3 separate regions of the Homo sapiens genome follow, and all the other regions are linked to region 2. The links are chromatin contacts, found by Hi-C or POLR2A ChIA-PET in ENCODE. All regions are on one chromosome and are shown on one strand. The core of a region is the stretch at or near the end of the contact, and the rest is flanking DNA. Distances in the headings are between cores, read along the strand shown.

The links. A loop is a pair of places that touch in the nucleus more often than their neighbours do. ChIA-PET counts read pairs that join two places held with the same protein, here RNA polymerase II (POLR2A). Pooled maps may share reads with other maps.
Region 1: a loop to region 2 is called in a pooled map, with 2.0 times the contacts of the local background. The contact joins two enhancer-like sites. A Hi-C loop is called at or near these places in 4 of 50 pooled maps. POLR2A ChIA-PET finds 5 or more read pairs at or near these places in 2 of 52 experiments (K562 and PC-9).
Region 3: a map of heart left ventricle shows a loop between it and region 2 (2.8-fold over the local background). The contact joins two enhancer-like sites. A Hi-C loop is called at or near these places in 1 of 168 maps with a recorded cell type or tissue (heart left ventricle) and 1 of 50 pooled maps. POLR2A ChIA-PET finds 5 or more read pairs at or near these places in 3 of 52 experiments (K562, PC-9 and activated T-cell).

Annotation. Positions count from the first base shown.
Region 1 is chr12:124,461,161-124,465,033 of GRCh38, reverse strand. The region is part of intron 7 of NCOR2 (nuclear receptor corepressor 2); the gene reads left to right. Among named protein-coding and RNA genes, the nearest start is that of NCOR2, 100 kb to the left of the region's middle. RefSeq lists enhancers at 1,302-1,869, 1,870-2,436. Within about 2 kb of position 1,478, at least 2 of the 41 ENCODE cell types and tissues checked have a DNase peak (open chromatin) inside an H3K27ac peak, as active enhancers do.
Region 2 is chr12:124,052,801-124,056,571 of GRCh38, reverse strand. All of the region lies in intron 2 of ZNF664-RFLNA (ZNF664-RFLNA readthrough), which reads right to left. Among named protein-coding and RNA genes, the nearest start is that of ZNF664-RFLNA, 81 kb to the right of the region's middle. Within about 2 kb of position 2,116, at least 2 of the 41 ENCODE cell types and tissues checked have a DNase peak (open chromatin) inside an H3K27ac peak, as active enhancers do.
Region 3 is chr12:124,440,107-124,443,458 of GRCh38, reverse strand. The region is part of intron 9 of NCOR2 (nuclear receptor corepressor 2); the gene reads left to right. Among named protein-coding and RNA genes, the nearest start is that of MIR6880, 100 kb to the right of the region's middle. RefSeq lists enhancers at 2,558-3,278, 3,279-3,352. Within about 2 kb of position 1,803, at least 12 of the 41 ENCODE cell types and tissues checked have a DNase peak (open chromatin) inside an H3K27ac peak, as active enhancers do.

The DNA.
Region 1 (3,873 bases), core at 229-2,728, 410 kb before region 2:
TGGATCAACCTGTTTGGCTATGCCTCCACCTCTAGAAACAGCGATGTCATGCAGAATGAGACAAGCCTGTTTGGGGCCTGGGAACTGTGTGCCCGGCTCACTCTCCCACACCCTGACCCCTCACCCCAAGCACCACTAGTAACAGTCATAGGAGAGCCAAGGGGCCACACATCCTTCAGCCAGCCATCCTGGGTTCAAATCCCATTTCTCCCACTTCCTGGCTCTGTGACCCTGGAGCGTTGTACTTAAACCTTCCTGTGCCTCATGCTCCACAGCTTTAAAACAATGACAACGACGGCATCACCTAGTACAGTTGGTGTGGGGACTAAAGGGGTAATTTCCTAGTGCCCTTAGGACAGACAGTGTCTGGCACCAAAGAAGTGCCAGCTGGTGCTATTAATTGTCATTATCATAGCTCTCATTTCTTCTTGTGTTTGTTTACCTTGTGCATTTAATAGAATACTATTTGCATTTAGTAGAACTACTGTTATTCTCTCAATTTTGCTCATCAAGAAACCAAAGCTCAGAGAGGGAAGGAGACCTCCCTGAGATTGCAGAGCAAGTGAGCTTTGAGCCTGGGACTTGGAGCCAAGATTGAGATGGCTCCAGGAGCCCAAAGTGGAGGGGACATGGGCAGGGCTCCTGAGAGTGTCACCTCTACCTGCCCTCTCTGATCCTCGGTGGAGAGCAGACACGGTTCTCTCCAGCAGCTGTGGAGGCCAGGTCAGTGGCCCAGCACATTGCTGCAGTGCCTTGGCCCTCTGCCTGGAGCTCCTCTCCTTGCAAGGCTCATACTGTCACTTCCCTCTTTGCTGAAGTGGCCCCTTCTCAGCAAGACCCGTTTCAACCCTCTACTTAATACTGAAAACCCTTTTTTCAGGAAAAGGAGTTTTCAGGATGACACCCGTTTTCCTCCTTTGTGGCTTCTGATTCTCCTTAGCCCTTGTCCCCATGGGACATGATTTCTGTTTTACTTATTTATTCTGTTTATTATGAATGGAAACTCCGTAAGGGCAGGGATTTTATTCCTGCCCACTTTTATTTCCAGTGGCATCTCCAGCACCTAAAACAGTGCTCACCACACGGCAGATGCACATTAAATAATTATTGTGCAAATATTCAGGCGGCAGGAAGGGAGGGGAGATGGAGGCGGGTGGCCAGCTCTGGCCTGTGGAAGAGGCCTCTGGTTTGGGGGCGTGGGGGCTGGTGGGGATCCTCCGCCCGGGCTGAGTCTCTGAGCCTCCAAAGCCTGCAGCCTAATGTGCGGGAGGCCCCCAGCCGCCTTTGGCAGGAGCAGCCAGGACTTACCGCCCCTTGGGGGATCAGTAGGATTAAATTTTAATCCGCCTTCCTTCCCTGCTGGTTCCTGGAGAGATGGAGGACAAGGGTCTGTTTTTCGAGCCAGCCGGAAAACGCAGCTTCCCTGCCGGGCAGGGCCCGCCTGGCAGTTCTGAGTGCTGGAGTCTGGCTCATTATCCATTCGGAGCACATTGGTGAGGCACCCGCTGAGCGAGGCTTTTCCCGCCTCCCCGCCTCCTGGGAGCTGCCTGCGTGGGTGGGGGCCGGGCAGGTGTGCACAGATGGCAGGGCAGCCATCAGGGTGGCTGCAGCCTGAGAGCAGGAGCAGACGGGGTGGCCTGGGCCCAGGAGGGCAGAAGCGTGACCTGGAAGTGGGTGCTGGGAAAGGCTTCTTGGAGGCAGCGGGTGGGCCGGAAGGAGGGCGTTAGGGTGAGGGGGCATGGCACAGGCCAAGTCCCAGAGAGGGGACTGGCGTCTCCTTTGATCTTCAAAGGTGGTGGGCACGAGGTAGGAGCCTGTTGGTTCCGGGACAAGGCACGCACTTGGAATCTGGATAAAACATACACAGAGGCAGCGCTAGCGATGTGTGGATACATAAGGGGCATTTGTGCAGCACAGGTTGCTGGTACCGTAGGAATTCAGGACACTGGGGAACAGTCAGGATGGGCTTCATAGAGGAGACGGGCCTTGAGCTAGGTCGACTGGGGAAAGGTAGAAGGCTGCTTCCAATAGAGATGTAGATGGCTCATTCACAAGGTGGAGAGGAGGCAGGATTGATGGAAGCGGCAACCCCAGTTGCTGAGTAATGCGGAAATCAGCAGAAGACTCAGGTCCTTGTCTTCCAGTTTAAGCGTCTTAAAAGGAAAGTGTTTATATGATGTGATTAGGACTCAGTGTGTGCACAGTGTGATCGGGACTGAGCAGGGCAAAGAAGAATAATACCATTAACAGTCACCGTGAACGTGAAGCATTCAGTAGAGCCTTTTGGGGGTTTTGGCACTCCTCATGCTTGTTTGTAGGGCCCAGCATCAGATCCCCTGATTGAAGATTTTCAGAGCAGTGCTTCAGACCCCGTCCTGTGGCCTCAGCATCCTGGGCCAGGCCCCCACCTCTGGCCTCCATGCCCGGCCACCTGGTCATCAAAACTGCCCCCAGGGTCCAGGGGTTCTTTCAGATTGTCCGTTTCAGCCCCGCGAGGCTGCTGCACGCGTCCTCTGACCTGCCGCTTTTCCTGCTCGTCACCCACCCTGGGAGAGCTCTGCACGGGGCTCATGGGCATGGGGCTCTGTTTGCAGATGAGGAAGCTGAAGCTCCGGGTAGGCCGTTGCCCTGAGGCACTGCTGCAGCCAGCGGAGGGGCTTGGGTGCAGGACTGGGGGCTTGGGGCTTCTTGGGTGAGTAGGTGCTGCCCCCAATCTGCAGATGAGGAAGCCAGTGTGGCAGAGAAGGGGCTAGGATGGGGCTTCCAGGCAGGGGAGAGGCTAGGGAGTGATGAGTGTCAGGTCTGTTTCTGTGCTCTAGAGGAGAGCCGCATGTGGATGTATGTGTGGTTTGTGTGCCTGTGGGTACACGTGTGTATACGGGTGGATGTATGTGTGGTATGTGTGTTAGATACACGTGTGCCTTTGGATGGCTGTGCATACTTGTATGTGAATACTTAGAGTAAGAGTCAGCTTGTGTGGGACGAGCATGTGGTGATTCGTGCATTGATACAGCACACTTGGGTGTGTGTATGCGGGCATGTGTGTATGTGTGGACCTCTGGATGGCTGTGTGCACATGTGTATAAGCGTATATGAGTCAGCATGTGGGGCCTGTGGTTATCTGTGCACTTACACATCCATGCATACACACGTGGGTGCGTGTATGTGTGCAGGTATACCTGTGGGTGCTGTGTGCACATGCGTGAACATTCATCCACGAATTGGCACATGTGAGGCATGTATATAGGTATTCGTGCATCTGTGCACCTGTGTGCATACGCATGTGTTCACATGGGTACACGTTAGGCTGTGTGCATGTGTGTACAGGTGGATGTGCGTGAGATGGCGGGTGTGGGGCGGGTGTGGTTACATCATGTGTTCACTTGGGTGCACATGTGTATGTGCGTGCGCCTTGATGTGTGTGGACATGTGTGTATGTCTTTGCGTGTTCCTAGATCTTGGCATGTGCACTTGGTAACGTGGGTCTGGTGCTCCCGTGGACCCGTCTGCATAGGTGACTAAGGACTTGTGTGCCCCAGCACAGCTCCTAGGCTTTTTGGGCATGGGAGGCCTGGCCACGCAGACCCAGAGTCTCTGCAGGGGTGCCACTGCTCGAATGAGAACGTGCCCGGATCTCAGTTGGCTGGCGAGAGCCCCTACAGGGGGTGGACGCCACGGTGAGCGGGGCCGCTCATTGGCTTGAGTCCCTAGGTTTTCCTTTCCTCTCAGAGCCAGGTGAGCTTGGGCAGTGGCTTCTCTCAGGCTTGGCCACCTCCCCTGCGGCGTCAGCCCCACCCACCACGATCAGAGCAGAGACCTCGGCCCCCAAAGGCCAGGAACGTGGGAGGACGTGCGTGGGGGCAGTCGGGTTTC
Region 2 (3,771 bases), core at 867-3,366:
CAGTAGCCTGCCAGGCAAGCTCTTCTCATGGTGAGAGCACAGATGCATGAGGGCGAGTGGGAACACGCCATGCTTTTTAAAGCCTAAGCTTAGCCAAGAGTGGTGGCTCACGCCTGTAATCCCAGCACCTTGGGAGGCCAAAGCAGGTGGATCATCTGAGGTCAAGAGTTCGAGACCAGCCTGGCCAACATGGTGAAACCCCATCTCTACTAAAAATACAAAAAATTAACTGGGCGTGGTGGCAGGAGCCTGTAATCACAGCTACTTGGGAGGCTGAGGCAGGAGAATCGCTTGAACCTGGGAGGCAGAGATTGCAGTGAGCTGAGATCGTGCCATTGCACTCCAGCCTGGGCATCTCAAAAATAAAAATAAAAATATAAAATATAAATAAAGCCTAAACTTAGAACTGGCATGCCGTCACTTCCAATAAGCAGAAAAATCAGAAATTCTTGACAACACTGTTTGAGAGCCCTGATCTGTCCATGCTTGAAGCAGTTATAACTATCCTGGACTTTTCAGTTATATGAGCCAGTGGTTTTTAACCTAAAGTCAGTTGAGTTAGGTTTTCTAACATCTTTAAACAAGCAGGTTCATATTACAGGGATCACAGGTCTCTCTCTCTCTCTCTCTCTCTATTGTTCTTTTAGGATAAGTAAGGCTGAAAGTTGGACTAGAGATACAGGCAACTAGTAATAAGTTATTGAAGTTTACAAAAGAAAACGCCCATGAAGTATTGCAGCGGATAGGAAAGGAGGGAAGGCTTCAGGATACAGCCCCGCAAAATAAGCGCCAACTCCTGACACCCTGTTAAGGGTCCCCACAGAGGCCCACCTAAATGCCCATCTCCTTTAGATAGAAATATCCTATGCTTTCCTGAAACTAGACTATTGGATGTTCCCCAAACAAAGCCCCCTCTTACCCATTTTGTTTAACAAACCATTTATTAAACACCGACTGTATGTGATGCACTGTGCTAGGTTCTAGGGATGGGAGGGAGGGCAAGATAGATGAGGTCCTTTTCATGGTACAAATAGTGAAGCTTGGATGGCTGGCCTCAAACAAGCGATATCCGTAAATGTGGTGCGTGTCCTAATAACAGCACATTCGGCAGAATGAGACTCAGGGAAGAGGTCCCACATTTTCACTGGTCAAAACCTATTCATCTGTCCTAAGAGACACCACTTGCTATAACAAACCACCCCAGCAGCTCAGTGGCTGAATTCTATCTTCTCTTACATCATAGTGTGATGTGGGTTGGGTAGCTCTCCTGGACAGCTCTTTTCAACAAGCACTCAAGGATACTGGCTTCTACCACTTATCTTAAACATGTGGGCTCTGTGTGGAAGAGAAAGGGAAAGCTTGGATGGCCACACAAGGGGTGTTACAGTCAGACATGGAAGTGGCATATTTCTTTTTTTCTTTTTTCTTTTTTTTTTTGAGACAGAGTTTCACTCTTATTGCCCAGGCTGGAGTGCAATGGCGCAATCTCAGCTCACTGCAACCTCCGCCTCCCAGGTTCAAGCAATTCTCCTGCCTCAGCCTCCCGAGTAGCTGGGATTACAGGCATGTGCCACCACGGCCGGCTAATTTCGTATTTTTAGTAGAGATGCGGTTTCTCCATGTTGATCAGGCTGTTTCGAACTCCCGACATCAGGTGATCCACCTGCCTCAGCCTCCCAAAGTGCTGGGATTACAGGTGTGAGCCACCGCGCCTGGCCGGAAGTGGCATATTTCACTTCCACCACTTCTGACTGGCTCTATCGCATGGCCCAGCCACGTGACTCTAACCTCATTGCAACACAGGCCCGGGAAGAGAAAATGGGATGGGTGGGCATCCGGCCCGTCCCTGCAGTGTCATCTTTCAAGGTCTGCCTCCAGTGCCACCAGCTCCACGGAATGGGAGATATCCCGTCCCCTGAAGGAAGGTCCCTCCCTCTTCTCACTTGCTCTGCACTTTACTGGTGACTGTGATGGGCTTCACTTTCTGTTTTGGCCATTTGTGAGTCTGTCTGTCCCCTCCTAATTAGATGGAACCCTCTTGAGGGCAGAGATCCTGTCTAAGTCGCCTTAGCGTCTCCCATAGTATCTGCCACGCTCACGGATGGTGGGCAGCCCACATGTTTATGTGCTGAATTGAGGATGGCAAACCGCCATCACTGGTTTGAACCGTAGAGTAAAAGTTGAAATGTTCTTTTCCCATTTCTTCTCTCAGGCCACCCTGAGACCAATTCTCATTCTAAAAATAATTGCAGTGTCTTTTAAAGGGGAGATTTCTATGTGCCTATAAAATCCCACCATTGACATTTATACCTATGTTCCGTTTCTTTCTACAATTCATTATATTTTTCCACTCTTTACTTCTAGCGAATGGAAAGTGGGTTTAAAAATAGACCAGTGTATTACAGGAAAATTCTCGATCCTAGAAAAAACAGAGAGGGCCACTTCAAAGGAAGTGAGTGGAGCTGCTCTCCTGCGGGCTTGGAGGTTGAAGGACCTTTGTTTCTCATGCGTTGTGCTTGACTGCCCCCTTGCTGGTACGCAGCAATCACGGCCTGTTCTAGCAGAGAGAGGGGGGTTTTGAAGAAATAAGCTTCCCCGGAACTGCGTCCTGAAGCTGTCTGCACGGAAATATGTACAAAGGGAAAAGGAGGAGAAAGAAATGTGGAACAGATCTAGTTGATTCTCAGTTGGCATATCACAGGGAACGTTTTCTATCCCATTTCCCTGTTCAGCGCGAGAGGTGGGGGTTTTTCCTCTCTCCTTGCTGTCGCCTGCCTTTATTTTTCTGAGAGGCTTTTTCTGTTCACTTTACTCTCGTCCTGTTAAGCTGCCTCCCTCCACTCTCTCCTTGAAGCCAAAGACTCAATTCCACTCTGCCTCCTAGAGTTATGAAGACCTTGATTTTTTTTTTTTTTTTTTTAGACAGGGTCTCACTGTGTTGCCCAGGCTGGAGTGCAGTGGTGCAATCTTGGCTCACTGCAGCCTCAACCTCCCAAGTCCAAGCCAACCTCCCACCTCAACCTCCTGAGTATCTGGGACCACAGGCACGCACCACCACGCCTGGCTAATTTTTGTATTTTTTGTAGAGATGGGCTTTGCCATGTTGCCAGTTCAAGTTCAGGCTGGTGTTGAACTCCTGAGCTCAAGCCTGCCTCAGCCTCTCCCAAAGTGCTGGGATTATAGGAATGAGCTCCCCGCCCGGCCGAGACCTTCCTTGACTTTTAGAGCTGAAAAAAGACTAATCAGCAGCTTGTAGGGCTTTTTCATTTTATGGAGGGGGCATCCTGGTAATTCGTCTCTTCTTTTGTAGTTCAGAGAGCTTCCATTGGGGATTTTCAACTAAAATGCAGGACTGCAGAATCCAATTTGTGAAAAGGCTCTTAACCAGGACCTGGGAGGAGATTTTGGAGCTTGAAGGTTCCTTTCTAAGCTCAGGTTAATATATATAGGACTGAAAGCACCTCCGGAGCAGTGAGGTGTCTGGGGTCCAGACACAGGGAGATGGCGCAGGGGCACCCAGCACACGTTTCCACGTGCCCTTTCCCTTTCATCTTCTCCTCCACTAAAGACAAGGTAGGGCTGATATTTTCTTTCACTTAAAAGAAAACAGAATCCCGGGCGCGGTGGCTCAAGCCTGTAATCCCAGCACTTTGGGAGGCCGAGGCGGGTGGATCACGAGGTCAGGAGATCGAGACCATCCTAGCTAACACGGTGAAACCCCGTCTCTACTAAAAATACAAAAAATTAGCCGGGTGCGGTGGCGGGCGCCTA
Region 3 (3,352 bases), core at 554-3,053, 390 kb before region 2:
GAGGCTGTCTCTGGCCTGTGCACTGTGCAGTTTGCACCCTGCGGACTTGACATGTGTTTGCAGACTTGACGTGTCCTCTTGCGTGGTACGTGGATGTCTCTGGGTGGCAGGCAGTGTCCTTGCTTTGGGAGGAAACCTGGATCAGCCAGGGTGGATTCACACCCTCAGTTGCTGCCCATCGGTGGCAAACAGACGGCTGCATGCACATCACCACCACCCCGAGGCCTCATGCTCACCGAGTCGTTTTCCAGCTGCAGTGACAGCACCGCGGTTTGTGGAAGATCACACGCCGGACTAGCTTCTCAGCGCTGCCTTAACACTCGGCCGTGAACCGGGCAGCTGAAAATGGCAGGAACTTTCTTCTCTCACAGTACTGGAGGCCAGCAGTTGGAAATCAAGGTGCTGCAGGACCACATTCTCTAGAAGGCTCTGGGGGAGGCTGCTTCCTTGCCGGTTCCAGCTCCTGGCGGCTGCCGGCCTCCTTGGCGTTCCTTGGCTGGGAGATGCGTCACTCCCGTCTTTTGTATTCGTGTGGTGTTCTTCCCGTGTCTGTTCGCGTCATCTCCCCTCCGTGTGTGTCTGTCTTTTTGTCCAAATTTCCCCTTTTCATAAGTCATTGGATTAGGGCCCACCCCAGTAACCTCATTCTAACTTGCTTCTCGCTCTAAAGACTCTGTTTCCAAATGAGGTCATGTTTTGAGGTGCTGGGGCTTAGGACTTTACACATATCAGTTTTTTTGTAGTTGGGGTTGGGGGTGACATTCCCACCTGTACTAGGCAGTGTACCACCTGCAAACCCCAAAGTCAATTTTGTATGGTCTTCACCACGGTGTTTCAAAGTGGATTCTATCTCTCTTCTTTTGTGAGAAGGTGGAACTATTTATTTTGAAGTAACTAGATTGTACGTTGTGCAACAGAAGAGTTGCAAATACGCTCCACAGAGTTCCCCCACACACGTCACCTGGCACCCCTCATGTGGACAGCTTATATAACAGCAGAGAAACACTTACCACAACTAGGGCCTGCCATGGTGGCCCACGCCTGTCATCCCAGCACTTTGGGAGGCCAAGGTGGGAGGATCACTTGAGGCTAGGAGTTGGAGACGAGCTGGGCAACAAAGCAAGACCTCATCTCTACCAAAAAATAAATTAGCCAAGTATGGTGGCATGTACCTGTAGTTCCAGCTACTCAGGAGGCTGAGGCAGGAGGATTGCTTGAGCCCAGGAGTTCAAGGATGCAGTGAGCCATGATCGAGCCACTGCACTCCCGCCTGGGAGACAGAGTAAGACCCTGTCTCTAAAAACAAAAATCAAAACAAAACAAAACAAAATACTAAGAAAGAAATAGTGGCACATGACCCTCTGCTAAACTACCAGCTGTCTTTGCATTTTCACCCGTCTCTCCGCCAACGTCTGTTTTCTGGTCCAGGATCTGATTCAGGTTCTCACGTGACATTTGTGCTCGTGTCTCTTTAGTCTCCAGCCCGTGACGGCTTCTCAGCCTTGCCTTGTTTTTCACCACCCCAGCACTTTTGAAGATCACTGGTCATGGCTTTCTTTGACAGGTGTTTCCTCCTGGTAAGACTGGGATGGTGGGTTTTGGGGAAGACCAGAGAGAGGTAAGGGGGCTGCGTGATGCCCACATGATAGGGGGCTCTGCCCTAGGTCTCCGCTGTCGCCTTAGAGTTATCCCTCCTTTGCTCTGTTCTTTACTAGGGAGTCACCAAGTCCCACCCATCTTCCAGGGCAGGGGAGTTAAGCTCCGCCTCCTGGAGGGAGGAATATAGATTTGTGGAGCCACCGCCATGATTCATACATACTTGCGGGGAGATTCTTTGAGACTGTGCAAATTTCCTGTTGCTCCTTAAAATTTTGCCAACCAATTTAGCATTCATCCCCGGATCTTGCCAGCGGTGGTTGGGTTATTACTGCGTTCTAATGACGATTTTCTGTTTCCCTCCTCTCTTGGACATTTATTCATTGGAACTCTAGAAGAAAGATCTGTCCCTTCTCCTCCATGTATTGATGTATTGAATCATTTGTTTGTAATCACATGGACTCGTGGGGATTTGTTTTATTCCTGGGACGCTAATCTAGTCCCAGGGTTATTTCTGTTGTCACTCACATTGTTCCAGCTCTGGCAGCCGGAAACCTTCAGGCTGGGTTCTGTGTCCTTTTGACTTTTGTTTTCTTTTGTTTTTGGCAATTCTTGACTTAAAGTCACTCTGGGCTCTTCTTGCATACTTCCTGGCCGAGCGCTGGAATCAGCCATGGCCCGGGCAGCGCGGTTTCTGGGATTGGAGGATGGTCTTTGCTGAGATATGGGTGCTGCTGTGCTCATGGCGCCTGGGCCTTCACTGCTTCTAGGCCTTCACAGCTGTCTTTTGCATAAAAGACCAAACCCTTTGCCATGTCGAAACTCACAGGACCCTGCAGGACTGGCCCTGCCAGTCTTGCTCACAGCCCCTCCTCCGTCCTCTCTGCCCCTCCCCAGCACTGTCCAGCCACAGGGCCTTCCTCTGTCTGTGCTTCCGATACACAGAGTTTGTTCCTGTCTCCTGCGGTGCCCTCCAGCTGGAGTTCCCTTCCTTCTGGATCTTCCCAGAGCCGGGTCCTTCTGATGACGTAGATCCCAGCTCAAGGCCATCCTCTCTGGGAGATCTTTCTGCACCACGGAATCTAAAATAGCCCCTCACACCCCGTCCCCCAGCACCCACTAGCCCACCATTCCATTTAAGTTCCCAAATCCAGGATTATCTTGGTCATCTTGCTTATTGTCAGTGTCACCTCTGTGAGAGCCCTCAACTGTGTCTTGCTCCCTGCTGTGTCCCCAGCACCTGGAACAGTGCCTGGCACATAGTAGATGCTCAGTAAACAGTTATTGAATAACAGAAGATGAGGCTGCGATGCCATAGATTTCAGATGAGGAAACTGAGGGCTTCTGAGGTGTGCTCAGAGACACCCTGTTATGAGATGAAGGGTGCTGGTCCTAGCCTGTGGGACTGAGGACCCCCATGGCCCACCCTGGCCGGGGGGCGGCGGCCAGACTGATGGAAGGTGGGGAGGCCCTGGCCAAGTCACCACCAGAATGACCCGGGGACTGAGGTGGATTCCAGGCCCTTGAGCCCCATGAGGCTTCACTCGTCCGTCAGAGCCTGGGGTTCCCTCCTTTTCCTGTTTCCAATGGGGCTGGGGTCCCGGGGGCTGGACATAGCGTGGCTCCCAGTCAGTAGCTTTGGAACTTTTGAGGGGGTTTGGACACTGCTGAGAATATGAAAAAGTTGGGGATCCCCTCCCCAGAAAAGCGGGTGCCACTGAATGCCGCGGATTGGGGACAGACAGCAAGTTAAGGT